Regions from separate parts of the Homo sapiens genome. Here regions 1, 2, 3 and 5 are each linked to region 4. The links are chromatin contacts, found by Hi-C or POLR2A ChIA-PET in ENCODE. All regions are on one chromosome and are shown on one strand. The core of a region is the stretch at or near the end of the contact, and the rest is flanking DNA. Distances in the headings are between cores, read along the strand shown.

Region 1 (2,700 bases), core at 97-2,596, 950 kb after region 4:
TGTAATTGGAAACAGGGTCTCTGAAGAGGTAATTAAATTAAAACGAGGTCACTAGAGTGAGCCCTACTCTAATAGGACTGCTGTCCTTATAAGAAGAGGAAATTTGGACACAGACGTGCACAGAGGGAAGACCACGTGAAGTCACTGGGAGAAGGCCACTATCTACCAAGTGAAGGAGATAGGCCTCAGAAGGAACCAACCCTGCCTACATCGTATCTCTGACTGCCAGCCTCCAGAATTGTGAGAAAATAAATTTCTGTTGTTTAAGCCACCCAGTCTGTGGTACTTTGTTACGTTATGCCGTAGCAAAGGAATACAACACACACACACAAACTCATCGTACCTTTTCAATTGGTGGACAAGGGGCTCCTTCCTTCTGCTGACTAGAAACTGCTTCTTGGCCTGTTGTCCAGTGTTCTCCCACTCAAAGTCCTTACTGAAAGCCCTAAAGATGCTGTGCCTGCTGGGCTGACCATGCTGCCTTGGAGGTGGTGCTGCTCCCTTGGCTTTTGTCTGCTAAGGGGAAGGCATCCAAGAAAGCAAGACCTTTCTCTCTCTCTCTCTCTTTTATTTTTATTTTTTTTTTTTCAGACAGTCTTGCTCTGTCGCCCAGGCTGGAGTGCAGTGGCCCGATTTCGGCTCACTGAAACCTCTGCCTCCCGGGTTCAAGCGATTCTCCTGCCTCAGCCTCCCAAGTAGCTGGGATTACAGGCGCCTGCCTCCACGCCCGGCTAATTTTTTGTGTTTTTAGTAGAGATGGGCTTCCGCCATGTTGGCCAGGATGGTCTCAAACTCCTGACCCCAGGTGATCCACCCGCCTCCGCCTCCCAAAGTGCTGGTATTACAGGCGTGAGCCACCACGCCCGGCCAAGACCTTTCTCTTCTAAAGTGACTGGTGATTTGCTGACCAGAGGCGCTTGTCATGGGACCAGGGAGGGAATGCATCATTCATCAGGGTCCATTCCCGTGGTGCCTTCCGGCTATACGGAGAGGGACGCGCAGTTGGGTGTGTGGTGCTGAATGAAGGGATGAAGGAGGACTGCTAGCGTCTAAGGTGACCCTAAAAGACGAGATGACAGAAGCGATCTGGGGTGGGAGGAGGGAGGAGGGAGGCGAGGTGGCTCCTGTGAATCTCAGTACACTTTCCACTCACAGAAGTGGAAAACTGAATCTGTGGGTCAGCGGAACTGGAATCCAGATCTTTTGCAGGACGCCCTGGGGGGATGGCACGTAGCCCCCAGAGCCGTTGGCCACCGGACGGCCTCCTCGGGTGGACGGGGCAGAGCGGGCCAGCGGGCGCGTGCCCGACACGTCCACCGGGCTCTGCACCCTCCGGGCGCGCGCTCGTTCCCCGACCCGCCTCGCCGCCTGCCGGGCTCTGTGGACCCCGCGCCCGGGGCCGCGCACGCCCCCTCCGCCCGCCGGGACCCTGGGTCCGCGCACCCCGCGCCCCCTTCCCTCCCGGCGGGCGCGCGCGCTGGCTCCCGCTCCCGCTCCCGTTGGCGGCGGCGGCGGCGGCGGCGGCGGGGATTGTTTTTGTTGTCGCTGAGGCCGGAAGAGCCGGAGCCGGGTCCCTGTCCCCGGGCCGGGCGCCGCCGCCGCCCCCTGCCCAGCGCCCGCGTCTCCGCGGCGCCACCCCAGCGCCAATATTCCGGAGATCAAGCGTTACGCGGCGGCGGCGGCGGCGGCGGCGGGGCCCGGAGCGGGAGGCGCCGGGGACCGGGGCGAGGCGGCCCCCGCCGCCGCCATGGAGGCGCTGGGACCCGGTGAGGAGCGAGCTCGGGTCGGGGCGGGACCCGGGACCCGGGACCCGGGGCGGGCGGCCGGGACTTTCGCTGCCCCGTCGCCTCGCCGGGTTCGGGCCGCCAGGCCTCGGGGAAGGGGACCCGAGCCCCGCAGCACGAAGCGGAGGGAGCTGACCCGGGCCTGGGGGGCGGTGACCGCGCCCCAGCCGGCCGTTGGGTGGATCCCGAGGTCCAGGGGGGAGGTTCGGGAAGGTGACCGGCGCTGCCGGGCGGAGGCCACTCTTGGCCCCACCTCGGGGAGACGATATGTGCCCGGGGTCGCGACGAGGGTAGTTTGGGCCTCAGAAGGGGGCGATCCGCTACCCAGTGCGCGCGGAGGCCTGGCCCAGACCGGGAAAAGGGCCCCGCTGCCTACTACCAGCCGGTAGTCCTGGTTTGGGGCCGCGCCCCTATTTTTCTTTGCACTGGCAGATGGTCCAGAGCCTTCAGATGAGGAAGAAGAACTTCATCCAAACACCTCTCATGATCTCTGAAGGTCAAGGGACAAAATGCCCACCCTTTCTGAAAGGCCCTGATGTCCCAAAGAACATGGTCCTGTGCCTCTGTCACTCAGTCTGTGTGTTAGTCTCAGAGTGGTCTGAGCCAGCCTTTGAGTGACACAGGAGTTGCCAGTCAGTCTGCTCCACCACAGGCTTCAATGCCCTGAGTTCTCTTCTAATTGGGTTATGAGTGGTTGTGAGGATCAAATGAAGGAGAAAGTGCTTTGGAAACTAATTTGTTGTGGATATGGATGGCCTCTGGTTATTTCTCTCTATCCAAACCAGAAGAACCATTCCAGGCTGTAACAAGTGTCCTGAGTATTGGGGCCTGGTGCTTCCACCTCAAAGCCCAACAGGTTTCTAATGCCTTGGCTAAGTAGCTCAGTGTTTAGGGGCTGTGGTGGAATTCACTTTAA
Region 2 (2,700 bases), core at 166-2,665, 910 kb after region 4:
AGGCGACGCCCGGCTAATTTTTTTTTTTTTGTAGAGGCGGGGTTTTGCCATGTTTTCTATGCAGGCTGGTTTCGAACTCTTGAGCTCAAGCAATCTGCCGGCCTTAGCCTCCCGAAGTGCTGGGATTGCTGAGAATTAATATGTATGCACTGATGATCCTCTCAACAATCCAAAGCAGTAAAACTATTACTTCTGTTTGTGAGTGTGGAAACCGAATTTAGGTAACCAGACAGCTCAAGGAATAGGGCTGCTTTGAATGACGATTATCTTCTAGGCAATTTGCAGCAACGTCAAAGGGCAGGGCCAGTAACAGGGTGGGGTGAGGTCTCAAAAAATTCAGTAATCAAAATGAATAACATTAATGCAATATTTTTTAAAAAATTAAATCAATAATCTACAGCTCATGAGGTAAATAATATGCCCGCTTTTGTAAATAAAGTTTATTGGAAACAGGGATGGAATTAGGGTGAGGTGATTGAGGCAAGGTCGTGCAAATGACTGGTCGGATCTCGTCTTTGTTTAAACGTCTGATATTTTGTTCAATATCAAATCATAAAAAGTTTTTGCATTAATTTTGGTTTTTTAAAAATATTGCATTAAAATATGAGTTTGATTGAGGGTTTTGGCGCCCCTTTAAATTTTGCTCCTAAGGCGGGAGTGCCTTGCCCGAATCCGGCCCAGAAAGGACACAGCTCTGGAAACATCTGTTTTCTATGCCCAATTTCGCCAGGGAGCTGCCAGCCACCAGCCAGGAGCCCCAGCGGTGACTTCCCCACTCGGGGCCCGGTCGGAAAACGCAAAGGGCCTGCGCGCGATGACCTCCAGGGCCCCTCCCAGGCCCAGTGTGGAACTCCCTAACACCCTCGCTCGCCCTCTCTCTGCGGAGAATCCCCCCGCACCGCTGCGGCCGGGTTCGGCTAGAGCCTCCCGGCTTTCAGAGCACCCTGAGGGGAGGAGCTTCCGCGACAGGAAACGCGCCAAAGGGGAGGGCTGGCGGCAGGAACCGGCTGAAGAGGGGCTGGGCTGCCGGCAGTGCGCGCCGCAGAGACCTGGAGCTCTCCGGCCACGGAGCCCGAAGCGCGGGAAGCCCGGCGGCGGGACGGGATGCCCGGTCGGAACCCATCCCGGCCGAGTCTCGAGGCCGCGGGAGCCGGCGCGGCGAACGCCGGGAGCCGCAGTCCTCCCGCCCGGGCGCCTCGGGTCAGCGGGGTCTACCCCGGCCCCACCTAACCTCTCGGTGCCCGGCCTTCTAAGCCCCCGTGGGGGGCGTGTGCATAAACTCACCTCAGAACCCACCTCGCCTGTCATGACTTCTGCCTCCCCTGCGCTCCACTAGGGACGGAGCTGTCTCTGATTCCCTCAGCCGGAGAGCAGCGGCTCCCGCCGTCTCCAGCCCAGCAGTGCTGTTCTTGCTTTCCCGCCCAGCCAGAGTGGAGGTCCCACCCAGATGGTTTGCACCAATCCAGAGGGGGCTTTCCAGCGAGTCCCCGCCCCCTTCCGACCCACCAATCACGCAGCGCCTCTGGCCGCCCAATCTCCTATTACCCAGGCTGAGTTGGCGGGTCGCAGCTGCTGGTAGCGGAGCCTGGGGGAGCTGGAGGTGCACGGGGGCGGGGCAGTCGGTACCAGGCGAGCCGTGGTCTTTGACCTTTGACACTTGCCAAAGCATCGAGTGCGATTGGAGGGGTGAGTCTTTCGGGGGGAAGTGAGCTGGGAAACGGTTCCTGGGCACCTGGGAGTGTCCTGTACCTGAACTTTTTAGAGGAATTCCAAGGTTCCCGTGGGGATTTTCTCCACTGACTTCATTTCTGGAGCAGCTAGATCCTGTGTGCCTCTTGTACATGACACTTACCACTGAATATATATATATATATATATATATATATATATATATATATATACACACACACACACATATGTACACACATATATACATACACATATATACACATACACATGTATGTGTATACACACACACTTTTTTTTTTTTTGAGATGGAGTCTCCCTCTGTTAGCCAGGATGAAATGCAGTGGCGCGATCTCGGCTCACTGCAACCTCCGCCTCCCGGGTTCAAGCGATTCTCGTGCCTCAGCCTCCTGAGTAGCTAGGATTACAGGCACCCGCCACCAACCCCTGGCTAATTTTTGTATTTTTAGTAGAGACGGGGTTTCACCATGTTGGCCAGGCTGGTCTCGAACTCCTGATCTCAAATGATCCTCGCCTCGGCCTCCCAAAGTGCTGGGAGGCCTCATACCCCTCACAGGCGTGAGCCACTGTGCCCGGCCCACTTTTATTTTTTAAAGAGGGCCGGGCTCCATGGCTCACGCTTGTAATCTCAACGCTTTGGGAGGCCGAGGTGGGAGGATGGCTTGAGTCCAGGAGTTTGAGGTTAGAGTGAGTTATGATCGCACCACTGCACTTCAGCGTAGGCGATAGAGGGAGACCTTGTCTCTAAAGAAAAAAGTTTTGTGGGCTGCTCAGATACCAAAGAATATGGTTGGATAATCTTTATAATTCTCTGTAGAGTTAATTTGAGGATGTAGAAAGCACTCATCACTCCTAGAGGGCATTCTACCTTTAAACAAGGCTGGAAAAAGAATTGAAGCTCTGAAATCAGGTTTATCCCAGACACAGTTCTTTTTTTTTTTTTTTTTTTTTTGTTGAGACAGAGTCTCTCCCTGTCACCATGGCTGGGTGCAA
Region 3 (2,700 bases), core at 64-2,563, 860 kb after region 4:
AATCAATATTACATAAACAAGCACGGTTAGTTATGCCTTCCTCTGGGTCCCCACTGCGCTGGGTATACACTGTCTTATCCAACTTTGCATCCGTCCCTGGCATACATGGTCGACGATCAGTGAATGTCTATTCAACTGGCATTTTTGGTTTGTGGTAATGATCTTGTAATAGCAGTTTGTAATCTGGCTTGGACCTCCTGTATATATCCTCCATCATATTCCCCAGAGTCAGCCAGCATAGAGCCCTGAACCAGGCTGTCTGTGCATACAGGTACTTGCTAAGTGAGTGAATGGGAGAAGAGACTGCAGTGAATTTCCATGCTCAGGAATCCACTCTTGACTCCCCAGGGCTGGAAGAGCTGGGTTCTGGAAGAGCTGGGTTTGGTTCCCTTTCCTACCCCAGCCAGGGAGCCCCGCCTTCCCCAGTGACAAGCTTTTCTTCTGAGCCTGCCCCCTTCCCTCCCAATGCCTCTGGAACACAGCCACTATCTTGCGGTCCCCGTCCCTAGCTTGCTCCATTCTGAGGCCCTGGAGGGAGGGCATACCACACCACTCTTCTCTCCTCCATAACCTGCTTCTAACCAAAATTAGGATTTGAACTGACAAAGGGATTCTACTGACCAAACAGCACTGGGATTAGAACAATTGAAGAGCATGAAGAGGAAGGGTATTGTAAGTGGAGCCGGCACTGGAAGGCGCTCCATAGGTGGCATGGACCCTCCCCACCCCCAGCAATGGGCAGAGAAGTCCTGGGGAGAAGGGTGTAGGAACAGTTCGTTTCTAATCGCCCTCTAAGCAAGGCTTGTGGGAAGGTGCCTAGAGATCTCCCCTCGCCCCAATTTTTTATTTTTCCTATACTTGGATGGGGCCGTGAAGGAAGCTGGGATGGGGTGGGGGTGGCGCTAGGGATCACAGGGTTCTCAGAGATAGTAAAATGAGAACCCCGACACGCCAGGACTAGGTCTCCGCCCAAACAGGAGGCAGCCTCCTTTTCTGGCCTTGCGGGAGTGGGAGACCACCCCAGGAGACAGAGACCATCCTTCCCTAGTCTCCTCGAAGGAGGCCACTGTGACTCCCCGCTTCCCGCGGCTGAGCCCCAAGCCCCACCCCGCCTCGGGCCCCAGACTCGGACTCACGGCGTAGAGGCGCCCGCTCCGGCGCGTCTGGCTCTGGCTCCGCCCGGCCCTGGTGGTGTCTAGTCCCTGGGCTGGGGGTTCCTCGGCCTGGGCGTCTCCGCGGTCCAGGCGTGGGTGCGGGGCTCCCGGGCAGCGCGCCCAGCCCCAGTCCCGGACTGCGGAGTCAGGCGGCGTCTGCGCAGCAGGGCGGAGCGACCGGTCCCACGTGGGCCGGTTCGGTTTTCCGCGGAGCCCCGCGCCAGGCCCCTGCGCCGGAACCGCTTCGCCCCCGCGCGGGGCCGCGTTGACCCAGGCCTTCCAGGTCCGGTGCTCTCTCCTATTGGCATTCGCTGGGCCCTTCCCATCAGTTAGCCTCGCTGCAGACACCGTGCCATTTTCAAGTGAAATCTGATTAGTCACCACCTTCCGGCGTTAAACTCCTCAATGGCTTCCCCACCGCCGGGACAACCCCTAAGGCGGTAGCCGCGGGGCTCTGTGCGTCCTGCCCTTCGTCTGCCTCTCCGGCTTCGTCCTCTACCCTCCCTCTCCGCAGTTACCCTCCCACACGCCCCTTTCCGCCACGCGGCTTTGGCACGCACTGTTCCCTCGGTCTAGCATTCTCTTCCCCCTCTCGACTTACTCCTATTTCAGATCTCTTCTCGGAGAGATCTCTGACTCCCTAGATCACGTTCGTTCCCCCCTTTATGTCAGAGCACATTCCTTTTCTTCATAGCATTTATCACAATTTGGAATTATATATTCCTTTTTGTGCTTACTTGACTAAAGTCACTGAGGCCGGGTGCGGTGGCTCACGCCTGTAACCCCAGCACTTTGGGAGGCCGAGGCGGGCAGATAACCTGAGGTCAGGAGTTTGAGACCAGCCTGGCCAACATGGTGAAACCCCATCTCTACTAAAAATACAAAAATTAGCCGGGCTTGGTGGCGGGCGCCTGTAATCCCAGCTACTTGGGAGGCTGAGGCAGGAGAATCGCTTGAACCTGGGAGGTGGAGGTTGCAGTGAGCCAAGACTGCACCACTGCACTCCAGTCTGGGCAACAGAGTGGGACTCCGTCTCAAAAAAAAAAAAAAAAAAAAAAAAAAAAAGAGAGAGAGAGAAAGAAGATCCAAGCCTGGGACAGGGCTCAGGGCTGATGTCCTGTACCCGGGACGGGGGCTCTCCGCAGGACACAGAGCCCACCCATGATGCCTGTGAAGTGGGTACCAGTGCTTTTGCCCAGGTGAGGAGGAACAGCGTGATAAAAAAGGGTCTTGGGTTCCAAACTCCAGTGGATTCTTCTCAGAGCTCCACTCTACTGAAGCTTGACCCCCCTCACTCTTTTGCACCCTGGGGAAATGTGAAGTTGGGGGCCCTGTTTGGAATAAAAGAGAACAGAGTTCAGTAATTGCTGACCCTAATATATGAGGTGCCCTCTTCCAGTTTCAATTTGATTCCAAGTCACCATTCTGCAACCTAGAGACTAATTGGCAAATTAAATCACACCAAGAAATCCTATATGCAAAAACAGGGAAAATGGAAAAGAAATTTTTATGATTATGATGACTATTTTAAAAGGGAAAAGGAAAT
Region 4 (2,700 bases), core at 76-2,575:
TAGGGAGAGCTTCCTACAGTTTTTTCCCATCAGCCTGGCATTTCATTACCTAGAAGAGCTTTCCTTTTCCCAAACTCTGAGATTGTACTCAGGGATTTATGAAATTCAGAGACATAGTAATAGTTAAAAGAGGCACCTCTGAAGAATCCCAAACCTAATACTTCTCCATTTTACTTCCACCTTTAAAGCAAGTCCTCTGTATAAGTAAATGCTTCCCTAAATAGCAACTGTCCGTTCAGATTTCCAAACCTGTCTTAAAACATATCGCGCATGAGTTCACAACTATCTCTCACATGCAGCATAAAGTCTCTCGCTACCGTCCTGCTCACATTCTAATCATTCCCAAATAAGTCAATTCATTCCTTTATTCGACACTTATAACCACTTACTCTGTGTCAGGCACGATGCTGGCTTACCCTGTCTGCGTTTCTCAAGACACTTTAAGCTCCAAAAGGCTAAGAACCGTGTCTGTCTGGCCCAATTATGCCCTATCCATCCAGGCACCTCTCCTACCCTGCCTGGCAGAGTGCCCAAAAAAGGTCTGCTGAACGAATGAATGACAGCCCAAACTCCCTAGTGTAAAATCACAACATCCTCCACCCACTCTCCCCCAAAAGGTGGCAGGAGCATAACAGATGCCTTTGCTGATTACAAAAACCTAAAGACTCCATCATAGTCGTCCCCAGGCAGGGTATCACAATGAAAGAGGCAAAAGTGTCTGAAAAACACTGTGACGCATATTTCCAGCCCGGCATGGAGGACGTCTGCCAAAAGCATCCGGTAAAGGTCAACTGGGCTGCTGGGAAACCTGCCCCAGTGCGAGGGCCCGGAGGCCCAACGAGGCCAGAAGCCGTAGTCCCAAATTCAAGAACTACTAACAAGGACACAGGAGGCCTGAGAAGGCGGAAGAATTAGCCCTGACAGTCACTAGAGCGCAGTCCAGGAATGGGAGCGCAAGTAAGGCGAAGGTCCATCCAAATGGCTACCCTTCTCCCTTCTGTGAGTCTCCCGGTCCCCTGTCCCTAGCCCACCTCATTCATGGCCTCATCAACGTCCGTCCTCATTGAGGTGCCGAGAAGCCCTGTCTGCGGAGGGCTACCTGGGCTCCCAGACTTGGCACCAGAACACCCGCCAGAGAGGGGAGCTGGCAGATCTGGCCGGGACCGGGGTGGACCCTAGCGATCACTCCTCCCGTAACTCAGAGGTTACTGGCCTGGGCTGACCCGACCTGCTCGCCGGGACCGCGCGCTCACCTGCGGCCCAGCCCACACTCCCCAGTGCGGCCCCCGCTCTCCGCCCGCTCGCCGGGAGCACGGAAGTCGCCGCACCCAGCGGCCCGCGGGACCTTGCCCTGTGACCCTGCCCACTGGCCGCCGGCTCTCTCGGAGCGCAGGGATTGGCTGAACTTCAGCCAAAGGACGGAAGGAAGCTAGGCGTCCGCAACTGGGCCCCACTGCGCTGAAATGGACGTCGCGCCCTCTGTTGGCCGGGAGGTTTCTCAGTGATGTCGCCACGTGTTTTCTGCGTGGAAAAAGTGAAAGATCATCCAGTCATTTTTTTCAACTGATGTTTATTAGGCGTCTTCTAAGACCTAGGTCTGGGCACGCAAAAACAAAAGACATGATCCCTGACCTCAAGAAGCTCTTCTTAGAAGAGTATATTTTAGTGCTTTAAGACCTCTTGGGATCCGGGCTAGCTTTCTAGTGACCTTGGGAACATTATTAACCTGTCTGAGCCTCCCTTCCCCTTCTGTGTAGAGGTAATAACACCCATTTCGCAAGGATGGTGTGAGGGTTGGAAGAGATAATATTTGTAAAGTACTGTGGCAGGCACACAGCCAGCAGGGAAATAAATGTGGCTATTGTTAGTGTAAAAATAATTCAAATATAGTAAAACCTAAGTCTTACATGACCTCTTGGGTACAAGTATTCACTTCCTCCTCTGTGTCCCCACTGTACCCTATACAGACATCAATTTTATCATATACAGAAAAGTCCCAAAGCTCAAGCTTGTTAATGCTCCCACAAGGCCCTTCCCACCCTCATCCCACTAATCTCAGCCTGCATATTTATTTTGCTCGCACATACTAAACCCGGCAGACCACACTGTTTCACACCTCAGTGCCTTATTGATGCTTTTTCATCTACCTTCCCACCTTTTTTGTTGTTGTTGTTCAATTTCACTCTTGTTGCCTGGGCTGGAGTGCAATGGCGTGATCTCGGCTCACCGCAACCTCCGCCTCCCAGGTTCAAGTGATTCCCCTGCCTCAGCCTCCTGAGTAGCTGGGATCACAGGCATGCACCACCACGCCCGGCTAATTTTGTATTTTTAATAGAGAAGGGGTTTCTCCATGTTGGGGAAGCTGGTCTCGAACTCCCGACCTCAGGTGATCTGCCCGCATCGGCCTCCCAAAGTGCTGGGATTACAGGCGTGAGCCACTGCGCCTGGCCGCTTTTTTTTTTTTTTTTAACAGGACTCTCGCTCTGTTGCCCAGGCTAGAGTGCAGTGGCACAATCATAGCTCACTGCAGCCTCAACCTCCTGGGCTCAAGTGATCCTCCCACTTCAGCCTTCCGAGTAGCTGGGACCACAGATGCACACCACCAGGCCTGGCTAATTTTTGTACTTTTTGTAGAGACTGGGTTTCACCATGTTGCTAGGGCTGGTCTCGAACTCCTGAGCTCAAGCAATCCGCCCGCCT
Region 5 (2,700 bases), core at 112-2,611, 650 kb after region 4:
TCGCAAGTAAATACACAATGACTATGACCGAGCCTTTACATACACTGTGGCTCTGTCCAGAATGTTTTTTTACCACCATTAACCCCACCCCAGTACAATCCTACACATCCTTCAAGAAATGTTAAACATCTCGGAGAAGTCTTACCTGCACATACACACCACTTGCCTGCTGAAGTGAATCACTTCTTGTGTTCTTACTGCATTGTGTACATAAGTATGTTAATGCAATAATTATACACCACTGTAAATACCTATCTTCATGTATCAGTCTCCACTAGATTATAAACTCCCTGAGGGAATGAACCATTCTTATTCACCTTTGTATCTCTAAGGCTTAGAAAAGTGCCTGACATTGACAGTAGGTAGCCATAAATGTTTATGGGCATATTAAATCTAGGATTGTTCTCTAATACTGCACTAAAAAGTTTTTTTCTTAATATTAAATCTGGGTTCCAATTCTAGCTATGCTGCATGATCACTGGCAAACTGTTTAACCTCTCTGGGCCTCAGTTTTCTCACCAGGTAAACAGGGCTAATAATGCCTACTTGGAAATATTGCTATGAAAATTAAACAAAATGATACAGTGCAACAATTAGTACACAGAGCGCTTGGCATGTCATAGCCCACTCTGGCTTCAACTTGATAGAGACAACTAGGACAAAACAAATACAAAAATAAGTCACAGCAATCAAGGAAGACTGAGCAGAGAGTGAGTCATTCCTTTTAATCATTTCCCCAAGGAGATCAACAATGAAGAAACATAATAAGCAGAATAAACTCTACTGGTGGTATCTCCCTTGGCATATACAGCTTGGTGAGAATTCACTCCAGAGACCTCTTGGCTAATGGCCACATCCTGCTCCACAGCCCAGCAGGTCAGATCTTAATCTGTAGTACCAAGCATGGTTAATTCTGACTGGAATAGAAACTACCTCATAAAGAATGTGTTTACAGGCGAGAGATGGAGGAGAACTTGACTGTAACCACATCAATCAACTGTTTTGCAATTTGGCAGAAAATACTGCAGAATGGTTGGTGAATACTAACAGCCATACAACTGTACTTACCTGTAGCCAAGAACCAGCTTAGACTAGATAATGAGCAGCTTTCTGCATTTACCAAAACAATGGTCAGACCTACATAGCATGAACATCTCTAGGGTCAAATTACCCTTTGTACATCTGGGCAGCACCAAAGAAGCTGACACCAAGCAGCTTTATATATACACTCCTCAGCCTATGAGCACTGCCCGCAAGCATCAGCTTCATTGCTCATATATACCAAATGTAAGAGCAGATTTAACCATTTCTCTGCTCCTTATTCATAGCATGCTTACCTCTGCAGAGCCACTGGTAGTCAGACCACCTAATTCGTTGGAGTCATTCACTTTAGAATGCTGTGTCACTATAGGTGTAACTACGTCACTGGGACTACCTCTCTTCTGAAGCTTCCTGATTAAGCTCTGCTGGTCACTGGAAGATACAGCAGGTCTGAGTGCAGCTCTGGGTGGGCTCTGCCTCCAAGATGCCCAGTTCCAACCTAGCCCCAGAAGATGTGGTACATCATCTTCAGGTAGAAAGCCCAAATCATCTGCAGTTTGGAATTTTTTTAAAAACACCAGCATGGAATTGGAGGAGTGTGTCCTAAAAGCCCGGCAGCTCTGGGGCCTGCTGCAGTCTGCCTGAATGCACATCCCTTCTAGCCACCAAAAGACATGGCAGGCAGAGTCCTGGCAGCAGGCAGCCCAACATGACTGGAGAGAGGGGGTTCCTTCAAGAAGCCAGAGGTGATTTTCTCCCCCAGATCTCAGGCCAACTCCAAATTGTGTCTTCCCCTGCTGGCACCTGCTCTCACTGGCATCTAAAAACAAAGAATGAAAACATTTTCAGATGAAATAAAAACAGAGACTACTGCTCCATAAAGAGCCCTGAGAACCAACATTTGAGGTTATTTTGAAGACGAGTTTTTAAGAGGGTGAGAAAGCCATCTAGTGAGTGGAACAAAGGAAGTGAAAGAGAGTGTTTTTTGTCTTCGGATATTTTAGGTTCTAGAAATACTGCTCCACATTCATTAATTGTTCTCCTTCTCAATGAGTTCCTGCCATGGAGACCTTTTACACAGAATGTCACTTCATAAACAGGAAAACAAAAACAAAAACAAAAACAAAAAAAGAGGTATTCTGGTGGAAGCATATGCAGGGAAGTGGCAAGTTGGGAGGAAGAGGGCAGAGTCCCAATACCTGATGACCTCCCACTCACCTCCAAGGTATTTCTCAGGGACAATGTGAGAACTGTGGGACCAGAAGAACAGGTAGCAATGTGAGAACTGTGGGACCAGAAGAACAGTTTCCCCAGCAAACTGGCAGCAACACAGACTGAGTACTCTGAACCTCATGCAGTTAATAGGCACATTCATTCTTTAACCAATCATTTGCCAAAGTCAAATGGTTTTGCATATCATAGTATCAGCCAGAGTGGTAGTCAAGATTACCAAAAATTTTAACCACGAGAGCAATTCTGCTAGAAAGAACTTCCTAATGACAAGTCATGTCATGATAAGAAATAATGGAACCTAAGTACAACAGTGACATGCTATGGGTAACCTAAATAATATGATCCAAAATTCTGGCTAATGTTGCTGATGGATAAACTTTGGACTGTTTTAATTATTTCAGGTATGGCATTGATTTTTCTGAAATA

What was found. Hi-C counts contacts between places; a loop is a spot of excess contacts on that map. ChIA-PET counts read pairs that join two places held with the same protein, here RNA polymerase II (POLR2A). Pooled maps may share reads with other maps.
Region 1: a pooled map shows a loop between it and region 4 (3-fold over the local background). The contact joins the promoter of AGO4 here to the promoter of SMIM12 in region 4. A Hi-C loop is called at or near these places in 2 of 50 pooled maps. POLR2A ChIA-PET finds 5 or more read pairs at or near these places in 2 of 52 experiments (AG04449 and CD8-positive, alpha-beta memory T cell).
Region 2: a loop to region 4 is called in a map of endothelial cell of umbilical vein, with 19 times the contacts of the local background. The contact joins the promoter of CLSPN here to the promoter of SMIM12 in region 4. A Hi-C loop is called at or near these places in 6 of 168 maps with a recorded cell type or tissue (B cell, HCT116, PC-9 and 3 more), 10 of 37 single-sample maps with no recorded cell type and 21 of 50 pooled maps. POLR2A ChIA-PET finds 5 or more read pairs at or near these places in 10 of 52 experiments (BJ, GM10248, GM12878 and 6 more).
Region 3: a loop to region 4 is called in a map with no recorded cell type, with 7 times the contacts of the local background. The contact joins the promoter of C1orf216 here to the promoter of SMIM12 in region 4. A Hi-C loop is called at or near these places in 1 of 168 maps with a recorded cell type or tissue (PC-9), 1 of 37 single-sample maps with no recorded cell type and 9 of 50 pooled maps. POLR2A ChIA-PET finds 5 or more read pairs at or near these places in 3 of 52 experiments (GM12878, activated CD4-positive, alpha-beta T cell and naive thymus-derived CD4-positive, alpha-beta T cell).
Region 5: a loop to region 4 is called in a map with no recorded cell type, with 20 times the contacts of the local background. The contact joins the enhancer-like site here to the promoter of SMIM12 in region 4. A Hi-C loop is called at or near these places in 1 of 37 single-sample maps with no recorded cell type and 5 of 50 pooled maps. POLR2A ChIA-PET finds 5 or more read pairs at or near these places in 1 of 52 experiments (activated CD4-positive, alpha-beta memory T cell).

The regions. Positions count from the first base shown.
Region 1 is chr1:35,806,670-35,809,369 of GRCh38, forward strand. AGO4 (argonaute RISC component 4) reads left to right here and starts at 1,347. Exons shown (of 18, transcript NM_017629.4): 1 at 1,347-1,766. The coding sequence starts at 1,748. It overlaps CLSPN-DT (CLSPN divergent transcript), which reads left to right. Exons shown (of 3, transcript NR_199050.1): 3 at 76-271. RefSeq lists enhancers at 521-1,020, 2,120-2,399 and silencers at 1,230-1,439, 1,720-1,969.
Region 2 is chr1:35,768,563-35,771,262 of GRCh38, forward strand. It overlaps CLSPN (claspin), which reads right to left and starts at 1,416. Exons shown (of 25, transcript NM_022111.4): 1 at 1,285-1,416. The coding sequence starts at 1,308. CLSPN-DT (CLSPN divergent transcript) reads left to right here and starts at 1,533. Exons shown (of 3, transcript NR_199050.1): 1 at 1,533-1,686. RefSeq lists a silencer at 1,029-1,258.
Region 3 is chr1:35,717,571-35,720,270 of GRCh38, forward strand. It overlaps C1orf216 (chromosome 1 open reading frame 216), which reads right to left and starts at 1,314. Exons shown (of 2, transcript NM_152374.2): 1 at 1,137-1,314. It also overlaps a transcript of CLSPN not described here. RefSeq lists a silencer at 1,046-1,475.
Region 4 is chr1:34,858,424-34,861,123 of GRCh38, forward strand. It overlaps SMIM12 (small integral membrane protein 12), which reads right to left and starts at 1,326. Exons shown (of 2, transcript NM_138428.6): 1 at 1,254-1,326. RefSeq lists a silencer at 1,148-1,277.
Region 5 is chr1:35,505,275-35,507,974 of GRCh38, forward strand. KIAA0319L (KIAA0319 like) reads right to left here. Exons shown (of 21, transcript NM_024874.5): 3 at 1,338-1,861. Among named protein-coding and RNA genes, the nearest start is that of KIAA0319L, 51 kb to the right of the region's middle. RefSeq lists an enhancer at 1,942-1,991. Within about 2 kb of position 1,362, at least 11 of the 41 ENCODE cell types and tissues checked have a DNase peak (open chromatin) inside an H3K27ac peak, as active enhancers do.